2 separate regions of the Mus musculus genome follow, and region 2 is linked to region 1. Evidence: chromatin loops called from intact Hi-C (ENCODE). Cell type or tissue: left cerebral cortex. All regions are shown on one strand. Each heading gives the region's core, and the rest is flanking DNA. Links, peaks and the distances in the headings are about the cores only.

Region 1 (8,179 bases), core at 1,580-6,579:
CCTCAAGCCAGGTCCAATTTTTCTCTTTCTACTACCTGCTGATCTAATTGCAGAACTTTCAGCCACCTCTCCATCAACCATGTCTGCCATGCTTCTCACCATGATGATAATGGACTAAACCTCTGAAACTGTAAACCAGCCCCAATTAAAAGCTGTCTTTTATAAGAGCTGCTGTGGGCATGCTGTTTCTTCACAGCAATAGAGCATTTACTAAGACAGCCACCAAATATACAGTGATGCTGGCAGAAACCAGAAGCCAGGATGGAGGCACTACATGGAGTTTTTTTCCCAAACCTCCGGCAGGTAACAACCTTGCAAGGCATATCTCTGTGCACAAGGCCAGCCTAGTATACCATAGCAAGTTCCAAGGCAGCCAGGAATATAGACACCCTCCTGCCTCAAAAGAAAAATTGTATTGTAAGGCTAGAGAGATAGCCCAGTGTTTATATGCACATGTTGCTCTTGCAGAGGACCTGGCTTGATTTTTAGCATCCACATCAGGCAGTTCACAACTGCCTATAGCTCCAGTCCAAGGGATCTGATGCCTTCTTCTGGGCACTGCGTGCACATGGGATACATAGAGACCAACAGGCACATATACTTACATATGAACAAATAAAAACAAAAATTTAATTGTATTGGTTGGCAGACAAGATAGCACAGTGCACAGGAGCACTTGTTGTCAAACTTGAAGACCCAAGTTCAATTCCCAGAAACCACATAGTATATATAGAACAGACTCTTGAAAATGTTTTTTTTAAATATTATTGAGTTGTATGAGTTCTTTAATAACAGTCTTGTAAGGTTATGTGTGTGTGTTTGTGTTTATAAGTACGTATATGAAACATTTTAACATCTCTCCAGCTGAGAATACTTAATAGTAGTAGACATACATAAGATAGAAAAGAATTTAAACAAAAATTTAAATCAGCTGCTATACTACCAAACTTTTTTTGGCATGAACTGACCCCTTTTCTAAAACTATAAGGGGTTTGGCAACATAGTTCATCAGGGGAAGACACCTGCTGCCACGTCTGACAAGTTGAGTTCATTTCCTAGGACCTAGGATGATGGAAGGAGGGAACTGGGTCCTACAAATTGTCCTCTGACCTCCACAAGCATGCCTACACACATACACACCTCACAAAACAAATAAAATGTAATAAAACATAAAAAGCTAAATAATAAGGGATACGGTTTTCCAAGTAGCCTTTGTTATGATAAGATTTTCCTAGAAAGCCAAAATCTTGGCATAAGAAAATATCACTCCAGATTTTCTTGTAGAAATTGGAATTGTGACAGCTTGGCATGTTTTATGCTAATTAGAGGTTAAAGCTGAGATTACTGACTCCACTGAAGGTTTTCCATTCAGGCAGCAATTGTGTTAGGGACCCCCAACAGAATGGAAGGCAGTATTCTAACATAGCCCTGGCTGTTCTGGAACTCATTTTGTGGACCAGCCTGGTCTCCAAATCATGGAGAGTTACCTGCCTTTGTCTTCTGAGTGTTGGGATTAAAGGTGTTGACCCCCCCCACCAACACACACACACACACACACACACACACACACACACACACACACACACACACACACGTGCGCACGCGCCTGGCCCTTAAGGGAGAAATTTTCTTTAGTGATGTAATTACTAACAAAGTGCCCATTCTCCTATAATAAAAGCTCACCTATTCTCCATAATCAACTCTAATGAAACCCATAGATCAGAAAATTGCCTTAGCAGATAAAGACTCCCCACCAAGACTGACTATCGGGGTTTTGATCTCCAGGACCTACATCATGGAAGGAGAAAACTGACTTCTGAAACTCATTCCCTGACCTGTACATAAGCACAGAACCCCCCCCCCCACACACACACACATACATACACACACACATACACACACACACAATGTCATTTTAAAAAGTCTTTAAAATTAAAATAAGTTTGGTGAACTTATTTGATCACCAAAAAGGTTAAAGAAATGAAAGCAGAAGGAGTTGGTGTGAAAAGGAAGGAGATCAGAGGGAATGGGGTGGGACAGGGGGTACAAGAAGGTTATAAAAAGATATGATCAAAATATGTACATGAAGCTGGGTTGTGGTGGCACATGCCTTTAATCCCAGCACTGAGAAGGCAGAGGCAGGAGGATCTCTGTGTGTTTGAGGCCAGCCTGGTCTACAAATAGAGTTCTAGGACAGCGAGAGCTGTCACACAAAGAAACCCTGTCTCAAAAAACAAAACAAGAAAGTACATGTATGGAAATGTCATGATTAAATACAGTATTCTATATATGTTAATAAAACAAAACTAAATCATTACTGTTTACAATTTTATAAATCAGTTACTGCTCAAATGAACAGAAAGCATGTTTCTTGATTAGCACAAACAATAAATCAGTTTTCTGCTATATTTGACTAGCTTAGAATCTAACATCCTGCAAGAAGCCACCAACAAAAATAGAAATACTCAGTAAAATATTTTTATGTGTACTCTGTATAATAGAAGCAATAATTGCATAACATTAAATGTCCATATACATTACAGATTTCAAAGTTGGTTATTTTCCCAGTAGCACCATCCTGATACTACCTAGATTATCATCATTCTTTCCTTCACTAAAATATAAATGGCAGGTCAAGTGGGACCCAAGGTTCTATAGATACTGGAAAGAATGAACCAGGAAGCATAAATACTCCCCATCCCAAGTACAATCCAGCTAAAATGGTAAGAGAAGTCATTTCAAGGGTTCCGGAAGATTATTGGAAGGTACGATAGAAGCTAAGAGTCAATTACCCAGGTTGTTATTTACCCTCCTCATTTTTGTGTGTGTTGAGATGGAGTCTCACTAGGTAGAGAGGCTCATCTCCAACTCCGGATCCTCCTGCCTCAGTCACAGGAGTGCTGGAATTATAGATGTGAGTCACCACGTCCTGCCGGGGACTAGGATCTTAAAATGGTTTAAGCATCTGCATGACAGTTTAAAAATACGGTACAGACGTTGTGGGAAATGACCTCAGCGTGCTGTCTCCCTTTTCCAAAGCTACGTTATTGTTTAGGTTGGGTTGGGCGACATCCTCTCTGGAAGATACGATCCTGCTCTGCGGCTCGTGCTCAACCGACTGTTGGGGGCTGCACCGTGCAAGAGAGGTTTCCTCAATATTACCGCGGGTGGGCACGCACCCAGACGCGCCCCCGATCCTCCGAGCTCACTGGTGCGCGCCCCGAACCGCGCGCCACCGAGCTCTGCGGGCGCTCCCGTCGCGCAGCGCGGTTCAGTTGACCCGCGGGCGCCAGACGCTGCGCTCCAGCGGGCGCAGCCGCGGCGGCGCGGGCCTCCCTAGCTGACACTCCCCCTGCGCGCCCCTCCCCCGCCGCGGCGGAATCCCGCCCGCCCTCCGGTCCGCGCGCGAGCCCGAGGCCGCTTCCTCGGTACCAGCGTCTAGAAGGATCCCGGCCGCGGCGATTGCGCGGCCATGGGCGCGCCGGGCTCGTCCTAGGGTCGCGGCGGAGACCGCAGTCGGAGCGCCGCGGTGGCCTCCTCCGCGAGGGAAGCCTGCGACGCTTCTCAGCGAGGCTTCTCATCGGTTCACGCCGGAGAGCCTCCTCCGCGAACCCCAGCGACGGTCGCACCGGCAGCGCGGCGGGATGAGCGGTAGCAGCGCGGCGCCGGGCCCGGGCTCGGGGTCCTCCCCGGCCGCCTGTCGCTTCGCGCACTACTTCGTGCTGTGCGGGATCGATGCGGACAGCGGGCTGGAGCCCGACGAGCTGGCGGGTAAGGCCGGGCTGGCTTTGGAGGCGCTAGGGAGGCGAGGTGCGGGCTCCAGACAAAAAGTCGGCGGCTATAGCCGCGCTCCGGCTAGATGGGCACTCGTGGGCGACATAATGACATTGTTGTTAATTCCGCGCTCTGGCTAAGCCCCTGGGTGTTGGGTCCTTGTAACCGGCGCGGGTCCCCAGAGGGCCCGACCCTCCGCTGCTCGCGGGTGGCTCATGGTGCGCGGGACCGGGCTGTGCAGTGGTTCGTGAAGTTTGGCCCTGGCGGCGGATGCGGTGGTCGGCAGCTCCATGAAGGAGTCGGGACCGCGGGGCTACGGTGAGGTCCGCTCGGGCAGGAGGCCCAGCGGGATCGACCCCGACCGCTCTGGGTCGGCGCCACCCCTCCCCCTGGTTCTGCGATGACGAGCGAGTCACCCTTTGGAATCCTGTGGATTTGGCAGTGCCAGTGCCGCGAGCTAGCGAGGACCTTTGGACGCTTGGGTTGCGGCCTGATGCTTTGTTGATACCCCTGCCTGGTTCCTGAGTTGATGTAGTTGGACAATCCTCCCCAAGAGGGGCGCGCCGTGAATCACTGCCGAGGTGTCACTGGAGGAGCATGGCCCCCATTTGACGGGTTTGGTGACGCAGTGCGGGACTGAGCTGGGGAACGTACCCTGGGAACCCGGGCAGTTGAAGGATGGTAGGGACCGGGGAATGCGAAATGTAGAAAGCAGGCCGGGGAGAAATGACTGACTGAATTTTTCATTCCGCTTTCCTCCTTGGAATCTGAATTGTGATTTTTTTTTTTTTTTTTTTTTTTGGTAAGGGTGAGACACATAACGCCTACCACCAGAACTTTATTTGTGTCAGTGCTAAACACTTAGGTCATAGCCTTTCACAGCAGCTTTTTTGGAATATACCATCCCAGGTTGATTGCACTAGTATAGATTTTTTTCTCTCTTCCTTTGAGGAAAGGGCTGGGAAGAATGTATTAAATAATAAATGATAGTAAACAAAACGGGTCAGCCTTTACTAATACAGTCTCACGTCTTAATTGAGCATATTATTAAGTCAGCTTCACAGTAAAATGTTAACAAAAACTAAGTATAGTTTTAGAGGAATAATGAAATACCAAGTTTTCCCTGTATGTATAATTATATAATCCTACTGTTTCTTCAGCTAAGATTTCATGTACATGTTAAGAATAGTATAGTTAAGGGACATGAAGTTGCAGGGGGGGGGGGTGTCTGCAATAGTGATTTTGGAGAAAGAGTTTTTTTGGGCTAGTAAAAAATATATTTTTCTAGGACTCCTCTAAACAACTAGGATTTCTTGGGCCTTCTATGACAGGTGAATGATGAAATAAAAAAGCCTGTATTTGCCCTTTCCATTCACCTCAGTCTTCATAAAGCAGTATCTCCTATTGTTCTTTTGATTGTTCTTATTGTATTACTACTTAGAAGAGAAAGATTCTTGGGCCAGCGGAATACTCGGCTCAGTGAAAACATGCACTACTCTTGCTGAAGGAGGACCCAAGTTTGATTCTTAGCACCCAGATTAGGAGGCTTATAAGCACTTCTAGTTCTAGTTCTAAAGGAGCTGACACACTTGGCCTCTGAGGGCATTTTCTCTAATACACACACACACACACACACACACACACACACTTAAACAGTATAAAAATCTGAAAAAATATATTCTGTGCTAGTAATATAATGAAGGAATTGTTTTTAATTTTTTTTTTAGATTTATCTTATGTGTATGAATGTTTATGTGCATGTCTGGTGCCTTCAGCATTTAGAAGAGAGTGGAGGGTGTTGGATTGTCTGGAACTAGAATTAGGGGTGGTTGTGACCCCTGCATACTAGGAATTTACAGATTTAAGGTTTAGGAATCATACAGCTATTTGGCAGGTGTTTTATTTTCTAAGCTAATTTCTTTCCAGTTTAACTTAACCTTTAAGGAAGTTTAAGTGGCTGGGATAACAAGATAAGATTTTTTTTTAAAAAAAGTTTCCTATCTCCTGTCTTAAGTGTATCCTTTTTTTGAATAAATAAACTTATCTATGTGCTTTCATACTTGGCTTTACTTTTTCATGCAATTGTTCACAAAAACAATGCCTGTGATCTCACAGTTTTTAAAAACATAGACATTGGTAACCCTGAGGTGATTATGTCAGTGTTATTTTGTTTGGGTCTTCCCACTCCTGTCAGTACTTATTTCTTCATTGGTTCATTGACAGCCATACCTCCAAGCCTTGAAAGTTTGTGTGCCAGAAAGAAACATCTTTTTAGTGGAAACACCAACAGGTCTTATTTATTGTGAATCATTTATAAACCATCTTGTCCCTGGTGGAAGGGATGAATGGGAGACAGTGAAAGAGGGACATATGGATAAAAATTGGTAGAAAACAAATCGTAAGACCCACTCTTCATTCCACGGATCTCTTTTGCTGATATTGACAATTCTTCTCTTTTTAGCTCGGAACACATTTACAGTTAGAGGAAGACAAATGGTGCAGAATTACCCAGACAAGTTCTGTAGACCTAAGATTTCTTGTGATTCCCTTCTATTTTTTTTTGTTCGTTTACTAAGATGTTAAATTAAATTTCTCACCAGTGTGTATGTATATGCATGGGTATCCACAGAGACCAGAAGGTATTGGATTCCTTGGAGCTAGAATTACAGGCAGTTATGAGATGCCCAGTGTGAATGAACTAAACTAGTGTCTTCCAGAAGAGTAAAAGGTGCTCCTAACTGCTAAGCCATCTCTCCAATCATGACTACTTTTTTTTTTTTTAAAGATTCATTTATTTATTATATGTAAGTACACTGTAGCTGTCTTCAGACACTCCAGAAGAGGGCATCAGATTTCGTTACGGATGGTTGTGAGCCACCATGTGGTTGCTGGGATTTGAACTCCGGACCTTTGGAAGAGCAGTCGGTGCTCTTAACCACTGAGCCATCTCACCAGCCCCCATTCATGACTACTTTTAGCCAGATAAATTTACACAACTCTGAGAATATAGGTATACAAACCAAACATTTACTGAAAAAAATCATAAGAAATTTTATTTCAAAAATAGTTCTTTAAGCTGTGCAGTGGTGGCGCACGCCTTTAATCCCAGCACTCGGGAGGCAGAGGCAGGCAGATTTCTGAGTTCGAGGCCAGCCTGGTCTACAAAGTGAGTTCCAGGACAGCCAGGGCTACACAGAGAAACCCTGTCTCGAAAAACAAAACAAAACAAAAAAACAAACAAAAAAATAGTTCTTTGATATACATACAGTTTTCCCATCTGCGGGGAATGAAAATATATTTGCATATGAATGAGACAAATATATGGCCTTATTTTTTTTTTGTAAAGAATTAAATTTTGGCAGAATATTTGATATTGCAGGAGATGGGTGGCATTTTCCGAGTTGACTGCTATTTTGATTTTGTAATTGTCGGTGCTACTACTACTCTGCATGACAAAAGTATATTAAGAACCATTTCAGAAACGGTAAATTTTGTCTTAATTTTAATAAAAAATTCCTTTCACATGTTTTTTGTTTGTTTTAAGTCAGAGTCTTATGATATAGATACTACATAGCCCGACTATCCTGAAACTCACTATGAAAATCAGGCTGGCCTCAAACTCAGAGAGTTCTGCCTCTGCTGGGATCACAGGTGTTCACCACCATAACTAGCCCTAGCTCCTTTGTTTATTTTCAGTTTTGAGTCAGGGTTTCATAAATTGACCAGGCTGGGCTGGTACTCACTTGGTAACCCAGCTAGGTCTTGAATTTGTGATCCTCCTGCCTCAGCCTCCTGAGTAGCTGGATTACAGACATGTACCACCAGGCCCAGAAAACTTCAAATGCACAATAAAACCTATAATTCATATCTGTGTATAGTAGGCATGACTATGATCCAAGTTGTTTGAGACAGCATTCATTAGTGTCTGGTGGCAAGACATCTTGTGCCTGGCAAAAATGTGATCGTGTTCAAAACCAAGACTTCAGTGATATTATACAGTAGAGCCAGAAACACTTCAATTCTTTATGCATTTGATTTTTAAATTAATTTCTAGTTGTTGCATGCTCATAATCCTTTTAGTGTTTACTCCATTTTTGTGACCCCCCCTTCACATTTTATGTGACTGTTGATAGGGTTATGACTTAAAATTTAGGTAGCAGAGCTCCCTAGAGTAACCAAAGGTATAACTGCCTGCCAAGGGAGACTCAGAGTCAATTGTAGAGTCTCCTTTAGAATTATGAAGCCTGTTTAATGAAAGTGTAACAAAATGATGTTTGCTTTTGAAGTTAAATCTCATTTAAGCAGCAGTAAAAGTTTAGTGTTTTCTGAATGTGGACATAAGGCCATTAAATAGACATATCTTATTGAATCATTAGGGGATAGAGACCTTAGAATGCAATGTCTG
Region 2 (8,179 bases), core at 2,071-7,070, 90 kb after region 1:
TACCAATTAAATGGGGTATAATGGTACATACTTATAACCCCAGCACTCTAAAGTTGTAGACAGGAGGACCAAAAGTTCAAGTTATGAACTTGGCTATGTGTTGCAGGATATTTGGTCACACTGGGAACCCCAAGATTTTGTTACTTACTGGAAAAACCTATTTTTAGTTGTGGTATGGCTCAATCCTAGCACACACTTTTAGTCTAAGAGCTTTCTGTTTATTGTAAACAGGATTAAATAAAGTCAACTGTAGGTCAAGGGTCAAGAGTCAGAGCAAGCAATCCGTTGACAAGAAGTAAACATAAGAAAAAAACAGAGAGTAAGAGAAAGTCAGGAGGACGGATAGAAAGACTCACAGGAAGTAGAAGAGAGGGACATTCAGTTTGAAGGAGGTTTTTTAAGAAAACATAAAAGAAAGATTGCTTCAGGGATACTGGCTGGTTAGCTAGATGCTTTCTCTGCCTCTCTGAGCTAGCAGGCTTTCAGCCCCAGTATCTGGTTCCTGACTCTTCATTGGTGAAATCAACCAATTGAGATTTTGTTAAAAACAACAGCTATATATATAGCAAGTTTGAGGCCAGCCTGGGTTACATAACTTAAAATAAAAATGGAAGCTGAGGAGATGGCTTGGTTAGTAACGTGTCTGTTGGGTAAGCATGAGGACAAAGTTCAGACCCCATGAACCTACAGAGACAAAAACCAGATGTGTAGCATAAGCCTATAATCCCCTTAGTGTGTGCTGCTCTTTGGGTGGAGAGCATGGTACACAACAGATGGATCCCTGGAGCTCAATAACCAATCATTCTAAGTGAATCAATGTTTTACCTGTGTGTATGTCTGTGTACCACATGTGTGCAGTGCCCCAACAGGCCATGAGAGAGTACCCAAGATCCTGAGACTGGAGTTACAGTTACGAACTGCCATGTTTGTGCTAGGAATCAAATCCATCTAGAAAAGTAGCCAGTGCGTCTCCAGCTCCAGGTTCGAGGGGTTTTGATTGATTGATTGATGATTGATTGGTTTTTGGTTGTGTATTTTGCTCAATGAGGGTTATCCACTGAACCAACTCACTAGTTCAAGAGGTATTAACTTTTAATCACTTTTTAAAAAAAGATTTACTTTTATTTATATGAGTACACTATAGCTGTCTTCAGTGATACCAGAAGAGGGCATCAGATCTCATTACAGATCGTTGTGAGCCACCATGTGGTTGCTGGGAATTGAACTCAAGACCTCTGGAAGAGCAGTCAGTGCTCTTAACCACTGAGCCATCTCTCCAGCTCCTTAATCATTATTTTCAAGAGTGAAAATCATGAGGTTGGGAATTTAGCTCAGGGTAGAGTGATTGACTAGCAAACACAAGGCACTGGGTTTGGTCCTCAACTCCAAACCAAAAAAAAAAAAAAATTTTTTTTAAATCAAAGAGTGAAAATTGTAACTGATATTTGTGCTTACATTAACCCTTTTCAGGAAGCTTTATAAGCGCTATGCTTTTCTCCGTTGTGAAGAAGAAAGAGAACAGTTTCTTTACCATCTGCTTTCCCTCAACGCTGTGGACTACTTCTGCTTTACCAGTGTGTTCACCACTATCAGTAAGTCTGGAGAACTGACTTTTAAGTAAACAGTTTTCAGATGAGCAGGCACAGTGGCAAATACTTCTAATCTCAACACTCAAAGACTAAAGAAGAAAATTGCCTGTTCAAAACCAAATGGTTTTTTTAAAACAAAAAAACAAAAAACAACAACGACAACAAAAACCTGACTTAGGAGTCAGGGGATTCTCCTCACTCTTGGAATAAAAGAATTCATATGTTCCTTTTTAAAAAAGATTTTATTTATTCTTTTATGTATATGAGTACACTGTAGTTATACAGATGGCAGGGAATTGAACTCAGGACCTCTGTTCACTCCAGCCCAAAGATTTATTTGTTATGTATGTAAATACACTGTAGCTGTCTTCAGACACACCAGAAGAGGGCGTCAGATCTCATTATGAATGGTTGTGAGCCACCATGTGGTTTCTGGGATTTGAACTCAGGACCTCTGGAAAAGCAGTCAGTGCTCTTAACCACTGAGCCATCTTTCCAGCCCAAGAATTCATATCTTCAAAAGTGAGATATCTCAGAGTACATGGAGGTCACTGATATCCATTCATGAATGTAGGAGACTGCCTAACTATTGGAAGTACTACTGAACACAGACAGCCCTCAGCTGCCAGACTATGCAAGTACCTCACTAAAAAAAAATTGCCCTAGGCTGATACTTCCTGCCAGGACCAGCCTGCACTAATCAAAGGACTGTCCCACTGCTCTCTGTGCCAGTGGAAGGCTTTGTTGCGCCTTTCACTCAACATTTTCTCTCCCAGACTTGATTTCCTCTTCACAGGTTGATCCTAGGAACAAGCATCATCTGTGCCCATTTCTGGCTCAGCATCTGCTTTCCAGAAAACCCAGACTGTGATGTAAAGTGTTACCTAGGACAAGTGTGAAATGCACAGAGCTGCAGTCAGTGGGTTGTTGCTGTTGTTGTTGTTGTTTTAAGATTTATTTATTTAATATGTAAGTACACTGTAGCTATCTTCAGACACACCAGAAGAGGGCATCAGATCTCATTACAGATGGTTTTGAGCCATCATGTGGTTGCAGGGATTTGAACTCAAGACCTCTGGAAGAGCAGTCAGTGCTCTTAACTGCTGAGCCATCTCTCCAGCCCCTGTTGTTGTTGTTTTAAGCATAATTTTCTCCTAATCTCAGTAAGCATCATTGTCATTTCACTGGCCAGAACTGTGAAGGCACAGATTGCTGGTCTCTGGAGAAACAGATAAGGAAAAAAGAGTTGGAATTAATAGGGCCAACATAAATTGGCCAACATCTAATAAGGTATTATTAGATATCTAATAAAATATCAATATCTAACTAGGTAATATCTAATAAGATTATTAGATATCTTATTAGATACCTATAATTGTGTAATGAGTTTATTAGATATCTTATCAAATACTAATGATATCTACAAGTAATAACCTAATAATCTCTAGTTCATTCAATTACTACATGTATAAGAATCTAAGTTGTTAGAGTAAAACTATTGCTCACTTGGAGTGCACTTGCTTACCATGTGTGAAACAGTGGGTTCAATCCCAGCACTGTTTTTGTTTGTTTGTTTTGTTTGTTTGTTTTTAATTATCTAAAGACTGGGCATGTAGCTCCTGTAATCCCTGTTGAGGCAAGAGGATCAAAAAGTTAAGACTGGCAGCCTGGCGATGGTGGTGCACGCCTTTAATCCCAGCACTTGGGAGGCAGAGGCAGGCAGATTTCTGAGTTCGAGGCCAGCCTGGTCTACAGAGTGAGTTCCATGACAGAGAAACCCTGTCTCGAAAGCCAAAAATAAAAAAAAGATTGGAATACGCTATGTAGGAAAGTTCTATCTCAAAAGAAAGAATAGGAGGTCACGCATGATAGGTCAATGAGTAAGGGCACTTGTTCCAAAGCCTGACAGAGTTCAGCTCCCTAGGTAGAAAAAGAACAGATTCCCAAAGATTGTCCTCTGAGCTCTACATATGCACCAAGACACATACGTGGGTACACACATACACACGCACACACAAATAAATGTCTTTTAAAGGTTTTAAAAGAAAAGAAAGGTCACTTAGATGGCTAACAACATGGTCATCTTCAGCTATTTTCAAGGCCAGCATGGGACATATGAATCAAGTCTCAAAACAAACGCAGACCAAAAAGGACTAGCAAGATGTCTCAGCATAAAAGGGCAAATCACATACACAGTAATAATTAAGATGCCTAAGAATCTCCAAAAATATTCTTGTACCTTTAGGTTTCTTTTTTTCTGAGAAACTTTCAATTTGAGCCATTGAAATGTATAGCGAAATATCCTGGTGTCCTAGTTTCCTCTCTGCTGCTCTGACAGACACCGTGACCAAAAGCAGCTAGAGGACAGGGTTTGTTCCAGCTTAGAGGTCAGGGTGGAAACTCACACAAGTAAATGCTTGAAGCAGAAACCTTGGAGGAATGCTGAACTGGGCTTGTCACCAAGAGCTGAGTACCCTAGTTAACTTTAACTGGCAACTTTACAGAGCTTAAGAGGGGAGTCTCGCTGGGCAGTGGTGGCACACGCCTTTAATCCCAGTACTTGGGAGGCAGAGGCAGGTGGATTTCTGAGTTCGGAGCCAGCCTGGTCTACAAAGTGAGTTCCAGAACAGCCAGGGCTATACAGAGAAACCCTGTCTCAAAAAACCAAAAAAAAAAAAAAAAAAAAAAAAGAGAGAGAGAGAGAGAGAGGGGAGTCTCAGTTGAGGAATTACCCAGATCATATAAGCCTGTAGGCATGTCTATAAGGTCTATCTTGTTCGTTCGTTCGTTCGTCCTTCCTTCCTTCCTTCCTTCCTTCCTTCCTTCCTTCCTTCCCTCTCTCCCTCCCTCCCTTCCCTCCCTCCCTCCCTTCCCCCTCCCCCCTCTCTTTCTTTCTCTCTTTATTTATTTAATTTATTTTTTTTTCTTGATTGTTAATTGATTTAGGACTGTCCAGCCCACTGTTGGCAGCACCATTCCCTACACAGGTGGTCCTGCCTGTACAAGAAAGCTAGCTAAGTAACAACCTGTGAGTGAGCCAACAATCAGCAGTGTTCTTACATGGTTTCTGCTGTAAATTCCTAATTTTCTTGTGCTTTCACATTTGAGCCAAAATCCATGACAGGATGCTGACATCTAGTGGTGAGTCTTTTGAAAAGGCTTTATATAGGCCTCTGCACATCTGGCTGTCCCTGATTCCTTATGCATATAAGTTACCTCAGTAACTTAATCCTAGCATTCTGTTGGTTCTCTCCCCTTCCACCACATGGGTTCTGGGGATTGAATCTGGTTGTCAGCCATGGTGACAAGTACCTTTAACCACTGAGCCACCTCACTAGCCCTCATGAGTATATCTTAAAAACTGGCTAGGCAGTCATGGTGGTGGCACATGCCTTTAATTTCAGCAAAGGCAGGCAGATCTCTGTGAGTTCGAGACCAGCCTGGTCTACAGAGCAAGTTCAGGCCACTCAGGGATACACAGGAAAACCCTGTCTTAAAGACTTGTTTGTCAAACAAGGGGCTGAAGAGATGGCTCAGCAGTTAAGAGCACTGACTGTTCTTCCAAAGGTCCTAAGTTCAACTCCCAGCAACCACATGGTGGCTTACAACCATCTGTAATGGGATCCAAAGCCCTCTTCTGGTGTGTCTGAATATAGCGATGGTGTACTCAAATATATAAAATAAGTAAATCTTTTTTTAAATGATCATAAAAGCCAGGTGGTGGTGGTGCATCCCAGCACTTGAGAGGCAGAGGCAGAGGCAGGCAGATTTCTAAGTTCGAGGCCAGCCTGGTCTACAAAGTGAGTTCCAAGGCAGCCAGGGCTATACAGAGAAACCCTGTCTCAAAAAACCAAAACACCAAAAAAACAAAAACAAAAACAAAAAAACAAAAGCAAAATGATCATAAAAAGCCAAATATTAGGGGCTAGAGAGAGATGGCTCAGTAACTAAGAACACTTGTTCTTGCTGAGGACCTGGGTTCAGTCCCCAGTACCCATATTGTAGCTCATAACTCCAGTTCTATAATTCCAGTTCCAGGGGATCTGACTCTACTCTTTGACCTCTGAGGTCACTAGAAACAGATATGGTGTACATACATACATACAGGAAAACATTCATGCACATAAAAAAATAAATAAATAAAAAGCAACATAGATCTTAAAAGCATCGAGTTCTAGATCCTGTGATGTTTTAATTCACTTCTGTGTTTTCTTTCAGTGATTCCTTATAGATCAGTGATCATTCCAATTAAAAAGCTGAGCAATGCAATCATTACCTCGAACCCGTGGATCTGTGTTTCAGGAGAGCTGGGAGACACCGGAGTAATGCAGATTCCAAAGAACTTGCTTGAGATGACTTTTGAGGTAACATCTCTTAGCTCTACAGAAGATCTCTGGTTTTGCCTTTTCATTTCCCTTTAAACAAATGAAAGGAACATGCAAACATACAAGATCATTTTGTTATCATATGCTTACAGTGTCTAAAGCATGTTAAACGAGTTGCTTTATATTTTTATTGTTAAGCCCTATTTTCCTATTTTTCTACTTGTAGTAGGCTTCACCAGGTCCTATTCCTTGATTCCCAGTGCCTAACACAGAACATGACAAACAGAAAATGTTAAATAAATGCTTTTTCCCTAACGTGGTCCTTAGGACCAGAGACCTGACATCCTTGCATATGGCTCCTGAAGCACATAGTGGCATTATAGAATGTTTTTGTTTTTCAAGACAGGGTTTCTCTGTGTAGCCCTGGCTCTCCTGGACTGTATAGACCAGGCTGGCCTTTAACTCAGAGATCGGCCCACTTCTGCCTCCCGAGTGCTGGGATTAAAGGTGTGTGCCACCATGCCTGGCTCTTGTAAATACTGCTTTTTATATTGTCAGTTTTGGGGTCTCATCTAGTAGAGTAATCCCATATGTTTGAACCCATATTCAGGTTGGTCCTGACATGCCAGGAGTAAAACAGATAAGAGAGAAACGGTAGTAGGGTGTTCTGTTCCCATTTATATTCCCTAGGGTCAAAGATCAGTCATTTCACTTGGAATCACAGGGCTCCCACAGTGGTCCATCTGGCTTTCTGTTTGTGGCACACTCACATCTATCTGTATATAAAAGTTAAAGCCGGGCTGGAGAGATGGCACAGTGGTTAAGAGCACTAACTGCTCTTCTGAAAGTCCTGAGTTCAAGTCCCAGTAACCACATGGTGGCTCACAACCATCTGTAATGAGATCTGACGCCCTCTTCTGGTGTGTCTGAAGTCAGCTACAGTGTACTTAGATATAATAATAAATAGATTTTTAAAAATTTTAAAAAAAGAAGTTAAAGCCTTGGTTTTTCTTGGCCCACCAGTTATGGAACAAAAACTACATTGTTAATCCCATCTTCTCCCTCCCACCTCCTCTCTGTCTGTCTGTCTGTCTCTCTCTCTCTCTCTCTCTGGCATCTTCCCTCAGCTAGGTCACATGATGCCTTTCACTGATATACAAAGAAGGCAAATGCTTTTAAAACTTGCAACTTTGATATTTCAGTCCATCATATAGTGTGTCTGATCATCTAATCGGATATTTTTTTTTTTTAAAGATTTATTTATTTATTATATGTAAGTACACTGTAGCTGTCTTCAGACACTCCAGAAGAGGGAGTCAGATCTTGTTACGGATGGTTGTGAGCCACCATGTGGTTGCTGGGATTTGAACTCTGGACCTTCGGAAGAGCAGTCGGGTGCTCTAACCCACTGAGCCATCTCACCAGCCCCTAATCGGATATTTTTTAAGTCAGGATTTAGTTATCATCCATTTTTGTAGTTCCTATCACCGTTGCTTTGTCTTGTACTTTTCCACAAACCAGCAAGGACACTGATAACCGTAGTTTATTCATAATTTCACTTTTTACAGTTTTAGTACCTGGTGTTAATTATGATCCAAAAGTATTAAGTGGAGAATTCTTTTAAAAAATATTCATAGAAGGTAAGGATGGTGGTGTATTCCTATAACCTTAGCATTTGAGAAGCAAAGACAGGAGGATTTGAAGTTCAAAATCACCCTCAGCTATATAACAAGTTAGAGTCCAGCCAAGGTTACATGAGTTCATGTCTCAAAAACAACAACAACAACAAAATCAAATTTCCAGGCACATGCCTGTAGTCTTAAAATAGAAATTGAAGAATTGCTGCAAGTTCAAAGCCATCCTGGTCTACATAATGAAACTGTCTCAAAAACTAAACAGAAATTAAAATATTTGAAGGTGGGAGTTGTTTACACAGTCTTAGTTTTTGTTATACCAAGGAACAAATCCAGGGTCTTACCCATGATCAGCAAGCATTCTGTCATTGAGCTACACCCTCAGTCCACAACTTAAACGCTTGTTTTGTTTTTTAATTGTGCACCATTATGAATAGCAGGATGAAATCTCTGTTGTTCCTGGGTCAGCCATGAATTCTGTCTCCATCTAGCATGTCTGCACTGTATGGGCTACCCTCCCATTAGGTACTTAGTAAACATTTAGGTTATCAGATTAACTGTTTAGGTGTAGCAGTTGCTTATGTTTAGGTAATCTTTATTTTACTTATGAGTGACCCCACGGCACAAGAGT

The links. A loop is a pair of places that touch in the nucleus more often than their neighbours do. Peaks named below come from ENCODE experiments on the same cell type or tissue, not always from the same donor. Only the 100,000 strongest peaks of a DNase experiment are listed, where the experiment ranks them.
Region 2: it touches region 1 in a loop (2.8-fold over the local background); 27 of 42 quality-filtered maps call a loop at or near these places.

Annotation. Positions count from the first base shown.
Region 1 is chr6:149,096,775-149,104,953 of GRCm38, reverse strand. Dennd5b (DENN/MADD domain containing 5B) reads left to right here and starts at 3,274. Exons shown (of 21, transcript NM_177192.3): 1 at 3,274-3,771. The coding sequence starts at 3,645. In left cerebral cortex, for the core only: CTCF peaks have their summits at 3,779 and 4,024; DNase peaks (open chromatin) are centred at 3,057, 3,203, 4,308 and 5,189; H3K4me3 peaks cover 3,109 bases; H3K27ac peaks cover 2,560 bases.
Region 2 is chr6:149,007,529-149,015,707 of GRCm38, reverse strand. Dennd5b (DENN/MADD domain containing 5B) reads left to right here. Exons shown (of 21, transcript NM_177192.3): 14 at 1,471-1,592; 15 at 5,808-5,953. Among named protein-coding and RNA genes, the nearest start is that of Gm25539, 44 kb to the right of the region's middle. In left cerebral cortex, for the core only: CTCF peaks have their summits at 4,728 (motif pointing left) and 6,861 (motif pointing left); a DNase peak (open chromatin) is centred at 4,706.